2 separate regions of the Homo sapiens genome follow, and region 2 is linked to region 1. The links are chromatin contacts, found by Hi-C or POLR2A ChIA-PET in ENCODE. All regions are on one chromosome and are shown on one strand. The core of a region is the stretch at or near the end of the contact, and the rest is flanking DNA. Distances in the headings are between cores, read along the strand shown. Region 1 has its middle 6.7 kb from the start of MATN1. Region 2 overlaps SERINC2 (serine incorporator 2).

Region 1 (3,146 bases), core at 402-2,901:
TTTTCTCAGGATACCCGGTCACATCTCCAGGCCTTGGCCCAGCTGTTTTCCAGCCTCGCATGTCCTCCCAGCACATAGAGCAGAGGAAGCAGCAGGCGAGTGTTCTGTTCGACTATCTGGGCCACTGAGATGGCAGCAAAATTGTTTCCCAGGTGGATGTTGTTTATTTATTTAGAACTGTGGCTCCCTCGTGCCAGCAGCTCTCTGCTATGCCCACTGACCATCGGCGTGCTCTTGGTGGCTAATTAGGGAGACTTCTTCCTGGGACCCGGGAGACAGACTGGAATGTGAGCACTGGTTCCCAGAGAGCCCATCCGGGAGGGCAGCGGGCAAGGCCTGTGGCTGCAGAGACACACAGTGGCTGCTGCTTATACCCTCCGCAGAGGCCCTGCTGCCACCCAAAGACCCAAGGAGAACCCGAGGGTGGGTCCTGCCCCTGACTTCCTTTAACCTGACTGCTTTTCTTGACACTTAAACGGTTTCATTGCAAATTGGAGACACTGCCAGAGTACCGGATTGGACATGAATCTCTGGTCTTCCCAAAAGTCAGGCAGAGATGTGGAGGGGCCCACAGTCACAGGGCAGATTCCTCACCTGCAAAGTGGCCATGCTCATCGCCCCATCCAGGAGCCTGCAGTGCAGCTGGGCTGCTCCTCCTGCCCAGGCCCCATTCGGGCCACAGACCCCATGATCTGAGGTGTCACATGTGGTTCATGACACCTCCCATGTGCTATCTTGGTCTCAGGCCCCACGCATGGTCAGCCAAACTGGAATCCAGGGTGAGGAGGCGTGTGCTTTCATCTGCCGGCCTGTCTGGGGAGGCCACGGAGCAGCAGCACATCCTTCTGATGGGTTAACACCTGGGTGATACCAGCCCAACCTGATATCCCACCCACATGTCCAAAGATAGCACTCACATCTCAACCTGCCTCCCTCCTCGCTCTCCTAAACTCCAGACCTAGAGACCCAGCTGCTTCCTGAGCACCTCCCATTATATGTCCCCCAAGGAAGCGCAAATCTAGCCCCACCAAAACGCGATGCATCCTTTGCCATCCCCCGTTTCGCATCCTCTGCTCAGAGCTGGGCACCACCATCCGAGGGTCCGCAACATCCAAAAGCTCCCTGCTGCCTCTGAGGCCTCCTGCTTCTGCCAGGGCCCTCCCAAGAGGGCTCAGAGCCTGGAATAGGAATTAAATGAGGGCCTTGTGAGGTAGAAATTCCCAGAGGAAGGGCGAGGTTACCCAGAAAGGTCTAGAGAGACAAGCTCAGGTCCATTTGGGTGGACTGAAGTCCAAGCCCAGGTCTGCCCCTTGGCCAATGCGTGACTGTGGGCAGAGGCAGCCCCTCCCTGAACCTCAGGAATGATCACCACCCAGCACCTGCTGCGTGAGGCCACTGGGAGCTTTGTGGAGCCAGCACACTGAAGGGCCCACTCAATTACGGGGACCCTTCCTGCTACCATCACAGCTCCCGAGAAACCTGAAGTTGCCCCGCTTAGCACCCCAGGTTTAATTTTACCAGCTCTTTTTTCCCTCCAAGAGACAACCACTCCAGGCTGCCCTCACCTGCCCAGGCCTGGAAGCAGCCCCCTCTGTCCTGGGGCCGGCTCCTTTCCAGGCATGAAGCTCAAACAGGCGCTGTCAGTGGGTCCAAACCATCGCAGCCCCGTCAAAGGACCCCTGTGTGAGCCTCAAACGGGGCATTGATAGGGCCTCAGTGAGGGCTGCCCAGGCGATCGTGGGCTCGCTTGGCTTGGCTAGCCATGCGGACTTCCCCAAACCCAGCTATTTCCTGTCCCTCGGGTGGCCCCCTCCCAGCTGCCTGGCCACAGGGCACAATCCCACTACACAGCTCAGCCTGTTCTTCGGCTCCAGGCCAGAGGTGGGAGTCGGGGAAGGCGGGAAGGACGGGAGAGTCGCGCCGGGAAGTTCAGGGCCTCCTGGTCCTTGTGACACACGCAGCCATGGCCCTTCAATCTCCTTGTGATAGGATGCAAGGCTGGGCCAATGTCTCTCCTCCCGTGACCTCTGCTCCCAATCCACACTTGCCGGGGCTTCTCAGCGGGCCCTCTTCCCATGGGTCTTTGCAAGAAGCAACAACTGACACAGACTGGGCCCCAGCCCGTCTAAAAGCCTCCACTCGGAGTAGAAAAAAAAGGTGCTTGGTCTCATCTCTGACCACTGTGTGGCCTCAGGAAAGTCACTTGATGTCTCTGGGCCTCTGCCCTCAAGTGTGAACAGGAGCTCGCTTTCCATTTCTGTGAATTACACTGCACCAACTGCTTGGGGGTCTGATAAGGAGCAAATAACATCCATGAAGAAATCTGCCATTCCACAAAAAAACTGACACCACCAGAAGGTTGACAATGCCTCTCAAACTCATCCCCGTCCCTGCCGCCCCATAGGATGACTTCCCCAGCCTTTGTAGGGGTCCCTGCATTTGGGCTCTTCCTTCCTAAAACCCAAACCTTGTAACTCCTTGGCCCAAAATCCTTCAAAGACACCTGTCTCAGGATTAGTCCATGTTCCTCGGTGTGACATTCAAGGCTCTGAGGGCTCTTTTGGTATTGGTGACAGATCCCAATTCAAACAGCCCTGGTCTCTTTATTAACTTTACTTTCAGGTAAGTCCTCAACAGCTCAGCCACACCGGGGAGAAAAGATAAGAGATGGAGAAACAGAGAGACATTATTAAAGAGTTGTAGTCCTGGATCCTGCCATACCTGAAGCCAAAAATCCCTGGATTTTTTATTTGTATGAGAGCCAAGAAACATCGTGAACCACCTTCTGGTTTCTCATAATAAACTTGGCTCATAAGGCTTCTGTTACTTGCAACCATGTCCTTCCTGTAAATTCCCTTCTTGGCTGAACTTAGCCAGGGTGAGCTTGCACCTAAAGAGCCCCACTGTGTGCAAACACTCTTCCTGACCCAGCCCCACAGCGGGCCGACCTCTTCTCCCTCCCCTCCCCACTTGCAGCCACGCTGAGCAGCTCGCCCCAGCTCCTCTCCCCAATGCCATAGAGTCTTTGCGTGTCCTGCTACCTAGACCTAGAGCACCCTTCCCATTCTGCTTACTGCTGCCTTCTCATCCTTCAGACTCCACTTGGTGACAGCCTCCAAGAGGCTTTCTCTGGCCCTCAGGCCACG
Region 2 (3,146 bases), core at 387-2,886, 690 kb after region 1:
TTAAGAACTGGGCCACACAGCAGGACGTGAACAGCAGGTGAACAAGCATTACCGCCTGAGCTCCGCCTCCTGTCAGATCAGTGGCAGCATTAGATTCTCATAGGAGTGCGAACCCTATTGTGAACTGTGCATGCGAGGGATCCAAGTTGCGTGCTTCTTATGAGAATCTAATTCCTGATGATCAGAGGTGGAACAGTTTCATCCCAAAACCATATCTGCCCCCTGCCAGCACCCCTGCTGCCATCTGTGGAAAAAGTGTCTTCCCTGAAATTGGCTCCTGGTACCAGAAAGGTTTGGGACCACTGCTTTATGGCCTCTAAAACATTTTTCAGGCTTTTCTTATCCTCTCACCCACCAAGGACAGCCATGGATAGGAGGCAGGTCTTGGGGTGGCAGCTGCAAGATGTAACCAGAAGTTGCTGGACAGGTGGACTGTTTCAATTTAGACCATGAGGAATAGTTTCGTTTCCAAAGCATTTTGTTTAGCATCTGTGTGAACGAGAGATAGGCGAGGAGCATTTCTAGTTTGGGGGAGAGTAAGAGGGGAGGCAGATGCCCGCCAGCAGGGTGTGCTGTGTGCCTTGTGACCAGTCCAGAAAGAAAAGCAGAGGTCTCTGAGGAGCAAGGGGCCCCTGCCAGCCTGCTCTTTTCAAAGCTCATCTTTCAATTCCTGACCCTTGGCTCCAGCCCCTCGAGTGGGTGCCCACCGCTCTTAGGATGAAAACCAGTGTCCTGTTCCTGACTGCTGGTGCCTATGTGGTCTGGCCTTGCCAGCCTGTCTGACCTCATACTCACCGCTGACTGTCTGCTCACCAAGCTTTGGCCACGAGGGCCTTCTTAAATTCCTCAAATGCCCAGCCCCTACCCACCCCAGAGCCACCTGTCTAGAACTTTCTTTCCTCCCTTTGGTCTGGCAGTGTCTCCTCATCCCTCTGCTCTCAGCTTATTATTTTATTTTAAAATATTTCTTTTTAAAAGGCCAGGTGCAGTGGCTCACGCCTGTAATCCCAGCACTTTGGGAGGCTGAGGTGGGCAGATTGCTTGAGCCCAGGAGTTTGAGACCAGTCTGGGCAACGTGGTGAAACTCCGTCTCTACAAAAAATACAAAAATTAACCAGGCATGGTGGCGTGTGCTTGTAGTCCCAGCTACTCAGGAGGCTGAGGTGGGAGGATGGCTTGAGCCCAGGAGGCAGAGGTTGTAGTGAGCTGAGATTGCGCCACTGCACTCCAGCCTGGGTGACAGGGCAAGACCCTGTCTCAAAAAAAAAAAAACAAAAAAAGAAGAAAAGAAGAAAACCCTTCTTTTTAAAAGATACGGTCTCGCTATGCTGCCCAGGCTATTCTCTAACTCCTGTGCTCAAGCGATCCTCCTGCCTTGGCCTCCCAAAATGCTGGTATTACAGGTGTGAGCCACTGCACCTGGCCTGCTCTCAGCTTAAAAGTCACTTCTTCAAGGAGGGCTTCCCTGACATGCCACCCTCAATCAAACCTAGGCTGCATTAGCACTTTTCTGGCAGTGGGTACGTGTCCTTCTTAGCGCTTGTCACGATGTGAGTCATGATTTGTTTAGTGTTTTTCCTGCTTGTGTAAGCTCCAGGAAGGCAAGGCCTATGTCTGTTGCTCTCCAGGCTCTTAAATCCCTGGGTGAGGAGTAGGGGCTGTTTGGGGGAAGATAAAGTTTACCAGAGGTATCTGGATGTGGGGCCTGTTTCTTTAAAGGCTGGGCTGTGGACTGGGCTCCCAGGAGGGTGAGTCTCCTTTTCAGGTGTGGCATAGTGTGTCATCACCAGCCCCTGAATGATTTCAGCCAGGCCAGGGGAAGGGCTGACCGCAACTGGGGCAGAGGACCCTGGAGAGGGAAAGGGTTAGACCGCCACCTGCTGTCTAGTGCTGGTATAGCCTCAGAGCCGAAAATCATTCCGTTTATCCAACTGGTGTTTATTCTGCACTTGCTGTTTTCTGAGGTCTTAACATGTGACTGGTACTATGCCAAACACTTCATATTCCTTCAACAGATAGCCTGTAAGCTCCTGCTGTGTGACAGACACTGTTCGAATTTCTAGGAATACCACAATGAACAAAACGCAAAAATTCCTGCCCCGCTGGAAAGCGGAGGCCGACAAAACATAAAGCCTCGCTGATGGCAGAAGTCCCGCGGGGAAAAATTAAGTGGGGAAGGGGAAAGGGAGCCCAAGGGGGCTACAATGTGGAATTTCTGTTTCACTCTCACAACTGCTTTGTGAGGAGTACATACCACTATGTTACAGAAGAGGACACTGAGGCACAGAGAGGTTGAGTGAGTTGTATAAGGTCACGAAGGTAATCGGTGACAGCTGGCCTTGTGATTTTTTTTTTTAAACTACTCTCCCTCCCTGTAAGAAAGAAACAGCGTGACCTCGGCTAGCTCTCGCTTTCAAGCCACAGTATCACTGGAGATAGACCCAGGTTTGAATCTGGGTTCTGTGGTTACTGGCTGTGTAGCCCTATATGACCCAGCCTCCCTCTCGGACCTGAAAGTTCAATGGGCTGGTGTCTGGGGAACAGTGTGCTCCTGCCTAGCGCAGCACAGATGCGCCGACCTCTGGGCAGGTGGTGAGAGGTGCGCGCTTGGGCGGTGAAGGGGAGAGGGAAGAGTGACAGTGCCCTCCCGCAGGCGTCCTGCCTCTGCGGCTCTGCCCCCTGCATCCTGTGCAGCTGCTGCCCCGCCAGCCGCAACTCCACCGTGAGCCGCCTCATCTTCACGTTCTTCCTCTTCCTGGGGGTGCTGGTGTCCATCATTATGCTGAGCCCGGGCGTGGAGAGTCAGCTCTACAAGGTGAGTGCCCCAGGGGAGGCAGGGCGGCCTCCAGCGAGGGGCGTCAGTGGCTCCAGGATAGAGGGCCCAGGCTTGGGGTCACAGCTTATCCAGAAGAGGAGGCAGGGTGTTTGGGTGCACTGATGATCTGAGGTTGGAAATGAGGGGAGGAGGGCTTGAGCCTCTTGGGGGGATTCTTCTTTCTCTTAGGCCACAGTCTCCTTGGAAAATCTTATTAATCATTATCGCCCCCTGGACACTGGCCTAGGGGATGCTCTTCTCCCTCTTAGTGCTTAAGCCCAGGTTGGGGCTCCTAACTCTTCCCTTCATCTCAGTGTTTTACAGCCTAGCA

What was found. A loop is a pair of places that touch in the nucleus more often than their neighbours do. ChIA-PET counts read pairs that join two places held with the same protein, here RNA polymerase II (POLR2A). Pooled maps may share reads with other maps.
Region 2: a loop to region 1 is called in a map of right cardiac atrium, with 4 times the contacts of the local background. The contact joins two enhancer-like sites. A Hi-C loop is called at or near these places in 4 of 168 maps with a recorded cell type or tissue (cardiac septum, heart left ventricle and right cardiac atrium) and 8 of 50 pooled maps. POLR2A ChIA-PET finds 5 or more read pairs at or near these places in 1 of 52 experiments (naive thymus-derived CD8-positive, alpha-beta T cell).

Annotation. Positions count from the first base shown.
Region 1 is chr1:30,728,725-30,731,870 of GRCh38, forward strand. No RefSeq gene overlaps it. Among named protein-coding and RNA genes, the nearest start is that of MATN1, 6.7 kb to the left of the region's middle. RefSeq lists enhancers at 1,489-1,618, 1,769-1,878. Within about 2 kb of position 1,652, at least 3 of the 41 ENCODE cell types and tissues checked have a DNase peak (open chromatin) inside an H3K27ac peak, as active enhancers do.
Region 2 is chr1:31,421,040-31,424,185 of GRCh38, forward strand. It overlaps SERINC2 (serine incorporator 2), which reads left to right. Exons shown (of 10, transcript NM_178865.5): 2 at 2,654-2,815. Among named protein-coding and RNA genes, the nearest start is that of SERINC2, 9.4 kb to the left of the region's middle. RefSeq lists a silencer at 2,611-2,710. Within about 2 kb of position 1,637, at least 16 of the 41 ENCODE cell types and tissues checked have a DNase peak (open chromatin) inside an H3K27ac peak, as active enhancers do.